2 separate regions of the Homo sapiens genome follow, and region 1 is linked to region 2. A link is an interaction called in ENCODE POLR2A ChIA-PET data of the cell type or tissue named here. Cell type or tissue: MCF 10A. All regions are shown on one strand. Links, peaks and the distances in the headings refer to the core of each region. The heading gives the core; the rest is flanking DNA. Region 1 has its middle 53 kb from the start of BNIP2. Region 2 has its middle 120 kb from the start of FOXB1.

Region 1 (5,383 bases), core at 232-5,231, 140 kb before region 2:
ATAAGGAACTAGAGGCTTAAAAGAATTTATGAAAAGTTGTGGGTATAGAAGACCTACCTGGGTTTCCTAGAAAAAACAAAACACAATAAAATATAATGCAGCCTGTTGACAAAATGAATCAATGGCAACCGAAGTCAGAATAGTTTATCTCTGGGGGTGGGTACTGACAGGGAAGAAGGCATAGAAATGGGCCTTCCATGATGGAAACATTGCATATCATGAGCTGGGTGGTAGTTATCTCTGTATGTGCATATTTATATAGATGTAAGATTAAGATTTAGACACTTTACTCCGCGTATATTATGATCTTATTAAGTTTCTTATTCTTAAAATACAGCCTGTTGTAATGGCAGGAACACCATGTTCAGGGCCACCTTCTTATTGTTCACATTTTAGTTCTCGTCACTTCTTCAGTGAGGCCTTTACTGACCGTGGCTAGAGTAGCCCACCCTCCCCTCTGCACTCTATCCAATTATCTGAGTTGTTTTCTTCATTGCACTTATCATCATCTGAAAACGGCGTATTTACTGACGTATTTATTGGCTATCTCTCACCACTAGCATGTAGATTCTGTGACGGCAGAGTTTCTGATGGCCTTATTTCCTGTGGGATCCCCAGCAGGAGACACGTGCTGATTTTCTGACTGACTGCGGCGGAGACACGTGAGCTGGTGTGAGGACTCAGTTATGGGACAAGTGTTACCAAAATGAGATCACGAGATCATAGGACGCTCATGGTCAGGACTTAGGACTGTGGTCAAAGACAAGAGTGAGAGTGAAGCAGGCCAAAGTCCAACATACTGGCCAGCAAACCAAGTGGAGGTCACAGTTAGGCACGAGTGGTCACCAGGCCAGCTGTGAGGGCAGCTCAGACCTGCCAGGCCAACGCTGCCCTCTCCAGCCAAGGCACGGCCCTGCTGGCAGGTCAGCTTAGAGGTCTGAGCCTGCCTCCTGAGGTAAGAACAGACCAGTGGTTCTCAACCAGGAGCAATTTTACTTTCCAGAGGATAGCTGACAATATCTGAAGACATTTTTAGTTATCACAACTGGGGGAGGAGGCTACTGGCATTTACTGATGAGAGGCCAGGGATGCTGCTAGACATCCTACAATGCACTGTACAGTCCCCAACCCTCCATAGACAAGAATCAGCAAGGCCAAAATATCAGTAGTGCCCAGGGTAAGAAACCTTGGACTCGAGGGTAGGGCAGACCCCACTTGAAGAAGGGAGAAATCGCGATCTGTGCTTTCAAAGTGTATAAACACTGTGCTCTTATGCTTTTGGAGGCAAAGGACACTATTTTCTTTCTTTCTTTCTTTCTTTTTCTTTCTTTCTTTCTTTCTTTCTTTCTTTCTTTCTTTCTTTCTTTCTTTCTTCTTTCTTTCTTTCTTTCTTTCTTTCTTTCTTTCTTTCTTTCTCTTTCTTTCTTTCTTCTCTCTCTCTCTCTCCTTCCTTCCTTCCTTCCTCTCTCTTTCTTTCTTTCTTTCTTTCTTGGCCAAGTCTCACTCTGTTGCCCAGGTTGGAGTGCAGTGGTGCTATCTCAGCTCACTGCAACCTCCACCTTCTGGGTTCAAGTGATTCTCCTGCCTCAGCCTCCCTAGTAGCTGGTATTACAGGCATCCACCACCATGCCCAGCTAATTTTTGTATTTTTAATAGAGATGGAGTTTTGCCATGTTGGCCATGGCTGGTCTCAAACTCCTGACCTGAAGTGATTCACCTGCCTTGGTCTCCCAAAGTGCTGGGATTACAGGTGTGAGCCACCATGCCCGGCCAGGACATGGATTTTCTGAGAAAAAGAATTTCTACCCACAAGCCAGTTTTTATGGCTATCCCTTTCTTCACAAAGGCTGATCAATATTTAAATCTATTTTATAGTGGCATTCTGGAATTTAAAACCTAAACCTGGTTTGAGTTTCCCTCACTGGATGAACTCCTAACTCCTGGCAGCTCTGTCTGACAACCAGTCATTCTTGGGCTCCAGGCCAATTTCTTTAACGAATCTCTCTAATTTAATCCATATTTTCCCGCCTCTCTATTAAGTGCCACCCAGGCTCATTGAACCTAATATTTGAACCAAACATATTTAATGACTGTCCTTTCGTTAAACATTACAAGCTCTTTAAGACCTTGGCAGACGGGTGCCCCCTTGGATAACCTAGAGCCCCAGCAAAGTCAATAGTCAGGGCCAAGTTAATCCCTCTGCTCCCTTCCTCCCCGCTGGGCCTGGAGCCTTGTGGGTGAGACAGCCTTTATCACTGGGGAAGCATACGTTTTCCAGGCCAATGGATTCAGTGCTTCGGCTGTATCTCATGCCTTGACACTAGATGTCAGCGAAGGGTAATTGTTGTCTCAATTTAGAGGCCAGCTTAGGTAGCTGCTGGCACCCTTGGTTCATGTTTTATAGCAAAGGTGAAGTATGGCTCCGTTCCCGTTGCACACATATATTACAATAAAAGGGGGTATCGGCGCCTAGTGTTTTTAAAGGCTAGTCATAAAAGATGAATAACGAGGCAGTTTAAAGCTAAAAGACAGCTGCCAAGTTCAATGGCCATGATGGATGCCAAATACCCAGTGTAGAGAAAACCCGTTCCTCTGACACCACCATCCAAAAAATTAATTACCACAATTCAGCATCTTTAAATGTGCCACTTAATATACTGCTACCATAATTAAATTTCCAGCCCTGTGACCTTGAAACCATTTCCTGAGATAATAAATGAGATCAAGGTTTAATCGATGCAGATGCAAGTAGAAACTGTCCAAGGATGCAAAGAGCCATTGCGCTCTGAGTCGAGGTTGGTGGGGGGTGGGCTGGGGAGGCTGAGGTGGGACAGAGCTCTGCCACAGGGTTGAGCTTGTCCTTCTTTCAGAGGGATGTCTCTTAAAGTTGCTGTATCTGCCAACTGGGATGGCACAGTGAGGTAGAAATGGAGCTGAATCCAGAGCCAAGAGGCTAATGTTCTTGTCAGAGCTGTGCTACTAAAATTCTGTTTGACCTCAGAGGAGACACACCTCCCTGGGCATTGGAGGCTGTTCTCATCTGTAGAAAGAAGGGCTAGAGAACATAGCCTCCAGAGTTCTTTCTAGCCCTAATGTCCCATGATATACATATTTTTTATTTTTGGTCAAGCTTTATGAGAGCAATGTGCCTCTTTCCCTCCCAGAAACAGCTCCCAGCCCCAGCTATCTTTTGGAAACTGTGTGGTACACAATTTTTCTGTCAGCTACTCAGGAGTTATGGATGACGGTGGTGGATGCATGGGGTTTGCTTGTATCTCCTCCTGTAGAATACCATCGTCTTACTATCTAGGTTCCTCAGGGGACTATTAACACTCCCTTGTCCAGCTAACCTCAGGGTGTACTTGGGGCACATTTAGATCCTCACCAAGTGAAGAGTTAATTCTCAAATAGAAGAGCACAGAACATAAAAGGCCTTCATAAAGAATCTGGCTAAAACAAAAGCCAGAGGCAGGTTTAAAAAGTGGAACCACATGCAGTCAGGGAGCTGTGTGTGAAGAAAGAGTGGGTGACCCTATCCCCATGCCTTGGACATGGGGTAGGGCAGTGCCCACATTTGGTGTCAATTAAAAACTGCTGAACACCAATGAGGCTCTAGGAACTGTGCCAGAGGGTGGTCCTTGCCCTTGATTTGCTCATAGCATTTTAGGGAAATGGGAAGAAATCATTTCACAACAGTGTCGTGGTATGATAATACAGGTAGGTATGTATATGGTACTTGCTGATCTGGGTGGAGCCTTGTTAGCTTTGCCTTTTATTAGCCCCTTATTTCCAGATGCCTTCTTGAATCCCTGCCAGTGGATTGGTTTTTGTAGCAGGGACATCCACCCTTAACATAAGCACAGAAACTAAAAGCTGTAATTCACTAGCCTAAGAAGGGTTTGTTTAATGTTAGCCTTTTCCTCTCTATATCAATATTGAATAAATCTCTCAACCTATCTGCTTGCCTACACACACACACACACACACACACACGTCTAAGGCAGTGGGTCTCAACTGGGAGTGATTTTTGGCAATGTCTAGAGACATTTTGATGATCACAACTGGGGTGTTGGTAACTGCTGGCATCTCACGGGGAGAAGCCAGGGATGCTGCTGAACATCCCATGATTCACAGGATAGCCACAGAAATTCTGGCTGAAGGCAGTTGCTATGGACTGAATGTTTCTGGCCCTCTAAAATTCATATGTTGAAATTCCAATTCTCAATGTGATGGTATTAGGAGGAGGGGCCTTTGGGAGGTAATTAGGACATGAGGGTGGAGCTCTCATGAATGGGATTAATACCCTTGTAAAAAGACACAAGAGAGCTTGCTTTGTCTCTCTCTGCAACCATCAGAAGGTTTGTCTGAGAGCTAAGGATCTGCCTCCAAGTTGGCACAATCACACCACTGGCAAGCTCATTGAGAATACAATGAGAAGATGACCATCTGCAAACCATCTGCAAACCAGGAAGTGAACCCTCACAAGACACCGCTGGTCCCTTGATCTTGGACTTCCCAGTCTTCGGAACTGTGAGGAATAGATTTCTGTTGCTTAAACCACCCAATCTATGGTATTTCTGTTATAGTTGCCAGAATTAAGACAGTAGTCTACCTAACATCAACTCAACCAGTTGAAAAATAATAAAAACAATCATACATCTGTTGTGACTTTGGTCTTAATGTATCAAAATAATTGGTTCCATTGATTTTTTTAAGTAGTGAATTACTTTGATGTGGATTGGTGAAGGCACAGACTAAGTGCGCTGCCAGTTGATTAATGCAGGCATTGAGTGCTCAGAATCCTGAGCTTGAGCAGGGGTGATGACCAATGTGGATTCAAGCAGTCATCACAGAAGGTGGTCATAATAATGGCAGGTATCTTGAGAAAGAAAATTGACTCAAGGACTGAGCCCGGGAACACTCTGACAATTAGGGTCAGGAAGATAGGAGGAAACCAGCAGAAAACCTGGAAAGGAATGCTCAGAAAACTAGAAGGAGAGCAAAAAAGAGGAATGTCCCAGAAAGAAAGTGAAGCAAGCATTTCATGGAGGAGGGAGTGATCAATTTTGTCAAATGCGGCTGAGAGGTTAAACAAAACGAGAACACTGGATTTTAGTGTTGAGATCTTTTGAGAGTCCAGTAGAGAATCAAAGAAGACAAAGCAGAGACAGAAAATACAGACTTTCATTTGAGGGATTTTGCTGTGAAGGGGAATAGAGAAATACTGCTGTAGCTAGAAGGCAGTTGTGAGGCCAAGAGGTATGTGTTGCTTGCTTTTTTGATAGGAGATATTATAGCATGTTGGCATGCTGATGGTACTGATCCACTAAAGAGGAAAATATTGGTGATGCAGGAGTGAAAGGGGACAATTGCTTGAACAATG
Region 2 (5,383 bases), core at 249-5,248:
GGATAGATAGAATAGTGACAGAAATAAAATGGGGTTTGCAATGTAAAAAAAATCAACTGATGACTCCCGAAAATAAAAACAAATGGGAAAAAAAAATTGCACCTGGTATTCTTGGAGGAGAGGAAACAGTGTTGAGTTAAGGTCAGGAGAGATGGAGGAGGGAGGCCTGATCTGGGCTCAGGCAGAGAAGTCTGATGGTGGGGAGGCCGTGTGGGGCCTGGCAGTCTGGAGGAAGGGATTGGCTGACTCACATTAGTGCAGGGGGCTTCCAGGTCAAGGAGGAAGCAGGTGATTGGTTTACCCACATCCCACAATTCCTAAGCAGCGGCTGATTAGCTGTGAAGCTAACAAAGATTAAGCTTTGAGGGCCCTCACTTGCAAAATCCCTTCCAAGATCCTGTGAGGGGCTCTTGCAATTTGTTCCCATGGTCATATGTGCTTGTAACATTTGCATAACAAGTGGTTAAGTCACTTACTGTTTCTAACCTAATTTTCCCTGTATCCTACTGCCCCTCATGATGTGTGGTGTTAAAGTGGTCACGAGCATCTTGGGGGATCCAGCTAAAAGGAAGTTGATTTGGAGATCCATTTAAGTTGGGTTCTGTGGATCATATTAATGTAGTTCATGGTCTCTTCTATGTAGTTAAGATATTGCTTGCCATCCTGGTATAGGGTTGTCTTCCAGGAATGCTACTACCCAGGAATGCTAATGCTACTGTTACTCACTTTGCTGGCTTATAAAGATGCAGAGCAAGAGATGCTAGAGCAAGGCCAGGCACAGTGGCTCACGCCTGTAATCCCAGCAGTTTGGGAGGCTGAGGCGAGTGGATCACTTGAGGTCAGGAGTTTGAGACCAGCCTGGCCAACATGGTGAAACCCCATTTCTACTAGAAATACAAAAATTAGCCAGGCTTGGTGGCGTGCACCCATAATCCCAGCTGCTCGGGAGGCTGAGGCAGGAGAATCGCTTGAGCCCAGGAAGCGGAGGTTGCAGTGAGCCAAGATCAAGCCACTGCACTCCAGCCTGGGTGACCGGGCAAGACTCTGTCTCAAATAAATAAATAAATAAATAAATAAATAAATACAATACTAAAAATCTATGTGATGTTATCAATTATAATTTATAAAGATAAAAAAATTCAAAATAGACAATAAGTGAAATTCTTTCTACCAACCATATTAAAGACTGAATTATCTCTGTGGTTTCTATATAGAAAATATTACAAAATTGTCACTTGAGAAGGCAATGAAAATGTATGCAGCTGGCAAATATTGGGGAGAAAATATAGAAACACATGAAGCACACAGTGATGAGCTTAATCAATGTGACGCTTGTGGTTTTTGTTGGTATTTAACATTTTGTTGCTTATTTTTATTTATATTGTTATTCTAAATAAATACAGTTGATCCTTGAAAAACACAGACTTGAATTGTGCAGGCCACTTATATGTGGAGCGTTTTTCAATGAATGTATTGGAAAATTTTTTGGAGACTTGAGACAATTTGAAAAAACTCACAGATGAACAACTACTCCTGAGACAGCAGATCAACCTCTCCTCTCCCTCCTCCTCAGCCTACTCAACAAGAAGACAGTGATGATGAAGCCCTTTATGATGATCATAATCCACTTTTATTTAATGAATAGTAAATACATTTTCTCCTCCTTATGATTTTCTTAACGTTTTCTTTTCTCTAAATTACTTTATTATAAGAATACAGTATATAATACATATAAACATACAAAATACATGTTAATTGACTGTTTATGTTATCGGTAAGGTTCCAGTCAAGAATAAGCCATTAGTAGTTAATTTTCTGGGGAGTCAAAAGTTATACATGGATTTTTTGTATTACACAGGGGTCGACACTGTTTGAGGGTTAGCTGTATATACCCACTCATGCCTAATTTTGTGTCTGTAGTTTTGTGTTTTTTCACAGGGCCCTTCCCCTTCCCCACCCCACCCCACCCAAGAATGTGTAAGCTTTCTTCAAGCCCCACAAAATCTGCCCCTGCGGTTGGACTTCCTCCACTGGACAAGGGACAAAGGTCAGAGGGGAAGACATCTTGAACCAGCCCTCCTAGCCCCACCCAGCGACCTTGACAAGGATCTAAATTTTTGTAATCTGCATTAATTATCAGTTGATGAAGTTTTATATTATTATTATTTAGACGGAATCTCACTCTGTGACCCAGTCTGGAGTGCAGTGGCAAAATCTCAGCTCACTGCAACCTCTACCTCCTGGGTTCAAGCAATTCTCGTGCCTCAGTCATCCTAGTAGCTAGGATTACAGCTGTGTGTCACTACGCTTGGCTAATTTTTTTATTTTTAGTAGAGGTGGAGTTTCACCACATTGGCCAGGCTGGTCTCGAACTCCTGACCTCAAGCAATCCACCCACCCAAAATGTAGGCATTACAGGTGTGAGCCACCGCACCTGGCCAGTTGATGAGTCTTCATGCTAGTTTGCTTCCTGAAATATCTTTCTACGTGTTTGCTGAAATCTAACTGGCGCCTGGGATTACTTTAGCAGGGCTGAGTCTTATTTTTCTCCAATTCAGCTTAAACTGCAAATGCTTCATTTAGTTAAACCTTCAGGATAAATTAGCTTCGTTTTTCCCTGGTCTTGCAGTATGGGGCAGGGGAGGACTAGGGGGAGGGGAACAGAAGGATCTGGATAGGGAAGAGGAAGAGATTGACAAGGGAGCAGGAAGGAGCAGGAACAAGAATGAGTACCCTCCCCACCTATGAGATATGGAAGGAGGCAGAAAAGCAAAGTGTGAGAACAGAGAGCAGCCTCCCAGGTGAGCAGCTCTTACTCGTTTTCCTCCAGCAGACGTGCCAAACAGTGGCTGTGCACCGAAGGTTGCCGGCAAGCCGCTACCAGTCCGGACAGCTCATGCTGCATGATTTATGAAGTGTTTTTGAGCCCAGCCCCATATCCTATAAAGAAGGCTCATTCCCTGGGGATTCGTTAATCAAGGAGCACTGTACAAACACCACTTCCTGTGGGATGTTAATAGTGTCTGTAAGCAGGAGAGGGAGTGAGTGAGAGCAGGGAATCATTGTTTAGCAGAGAGAGAAATTAGCTCACAGCTGAAAAAGAGAACTCGCCTTGATGTAGAAAAGATTCCTTTGTTAACAAGTGAACAATAAGCAACTTATGTAAGCGTTTTGAAATTTGAAAAGTGGATGCTGTAGTTAACTAAAAAGTAAATACTTTCTTCAAGCTCCTAGGCTGCTTGCTGTTGAAGTTTTTTGGGATGAGGGAGCAAGCTGCTATGCCTGATCCCAGCCTGAGAACCAACTTTGGCTGCTTATTTACATGAGTTGTTTGTTTATGTGGCTTATTATGGCTGAAGGAGAAAAAATGGGACTTTTAAAAAAAATGTGTTTCTTTTGGTACACAGGCAAGAGAGAGGAGAGAAATGCAGACAATGGTGTGCCAATTTTTCCCCAACACCCTCCCCTGGCTTTCAGCCCTGGTGGGAGGAGTGGGGCCAGGAGTGAAAGGAGCTCTCAGCAGAAGCAATGCTGTGGGAGGCCTGGGAGACAAAAAAAGTGCAGGGTTGGGGAGAGGAAAAATCTTCCAGGTTTGGAAGCATCGGGGAGGAATGCCCTGGCACAGATGTCGGAGTTCTCAAGGTGCACTGTCAGCAGAGTGGCACTCACATGTAGCTGTGCCACTAGGATATTGACAAGGAGTCCGAGCAATGGAACAGGAGAGGAGAGAAGGCCTTGTGGCAACTGAGCTGGTAGAGTCATGAGCCAGACTCCACGCTGGCCAGGTGGTCTCTTTGCCCTCATCCCCCTTGACCCATCCCCTAATCTAGATCCTGCCATTTTTAAGGCCAAGAAAAAAGAAATTCTTAAGGAAAAGAAGAGAAGAGGCCATGTGTCTCCCAAGCCTAAGACTAATTGCTTCTGCATTCCACTTGAAGAATAGAAGTCACACTGCTTGGAGGCAGCTCTGGGTCATCATGTCACACCAGTCACAACGTCAGAAACAATCTGGATTTTGAGGCAATGAGACCAGGACTCTTGGAGCCTAAATACAAACAGGGAATCCAGTGAGATATATTTTAACAGGGAGACTCCCCTCTCGATGTCTACACTTATCAGTTCAGGTTGCTGTAACAAATGACCATAGATTAAGTGGCTTAAACCACAAACACTTATTCTGAAGGCTAGGAAGTCCAAGATCAGAGTGTCAGCCGATCTGGTGTCTGGTGACAATCTTCTTCCTGGTTTGCAGTTGCCATTTCTTTGTTATGTCCTCACATGGCAAAAACCAGTTGGACGGGAGAAAATTTTTGCAATCTATGCATCTGACAAAGGCCTAATATCTGAATCTACAAGGAACTTAAACAAATTTACAAGAAAAAAAACAAACAAACAACCTCATCAAAGAGTGGGTGAAGGATATGAACAGACACTTCTCAAAAGAAGACATTTATGCGGCCAACAAACATATAAAAAAAAGCTCATCATCACTGGTCATTAGAGAAATGCAAATCAAAACCACAATGTGATACCATCTCACACCAGTTAGAATGGTGATCATTAAAAAGTCTGGAAACAACAGATCCTGGCAAGGATGTGGAGAAATAGGAATACTTTTACACTATTGGTGGGAATATAAATTAGTTCAACCATTGTGGAAGACAGTGTAGTGATTCCTCAAGGATCTAGAACCAGAAATACCATTTGACCCAGCAATCACATTACTGGATATATACCCAAAGGATTATAAATCATTCTACTATAAAGACACATGCACACATATGTTTATTACAGCACTATTTACAATAGCAAAGACTTGGAACCAACCCAAATGTCCATCAATGGTAGACTGGATAAAGAAAATGTGGCACATATACACCATGGAATACTATGCAGCCATAAAAAAGGATGAGTTCATGTCCTTTGAACTCATGGTTGAAACAGTTTCACATGGATGAAACTGGAAACCATCATCCTCAGCAAACTAACACAGGAACAGAAAACCAAACACTGCATGTTCTTACTCATAAGTGGGAGTTGAACAATGAGAACACATGGACACAGGGAGGGGAACATCACACACTGAGGCCTGTCGGGGGGTGGGGAGAAAGGGGAGGGAGAGCATTAAGACAAACACCTAATGCAAGCAGGGCTTAAAACCTAGGTGATGGGTTGATGGGTGCAGCAAACCACCATGGCACATGTTTATCTATGTAACAAACCTGCACATACAGCACATGTATCCCAGAACTTAGAGTAAAATTTAAAACAACAACAACAACAACAAAAAAAAAACCAACTGGACATGGGAATGGGACCAGCTCCTCTTGGAGCACACGGACTGCAAGTGGGAGGTGGTTCCTCAAAGGAAAACTAGGAGGTA

Evidence for each region. ChIA-PET counts read pairs that join two places held together with the same protein. Peaks named below come from ENCODE experiments on the same cell type or tissue, not always from the same donor. Only the 100,000 strongest peaks of a DNase experiment are listed, where the experiment ranks them.
Region 1: POLR2A ChIA-PET joins it to region 2 with 5 read pairs; 3 of 35 experiments call an interaction of 5 or more read pairs at or near these places.

The regions. Positions count from the first base shown.
Region 1 is chr15:59,739,169-59,744,551 of GRCh38, forward strand. No RefSeq gene overlaps it. Among named protein-coding and RNA genes, the nearest start is that of BNIP2, 53 kb to the left of the region's middle. In MCF 10A, for the core only: a CTCF peak has its summit at 2,358 (motif pointing right); a DNase peak (open chromatin) is centred at 2,313.
Region 2 is chr15:59,883,134-59,888,516 of GRCh38, forward strand. No RefSeq gene overlaps it. Among named protein-coding and RNA genes, the nearest start is that of FOXB1, 120 kb to the right of the region's middle. In MCF 10A, for the core only: no CTCF peak of the experiment used is centred there; a DNase peak (open chromatin) is centred at 2,888.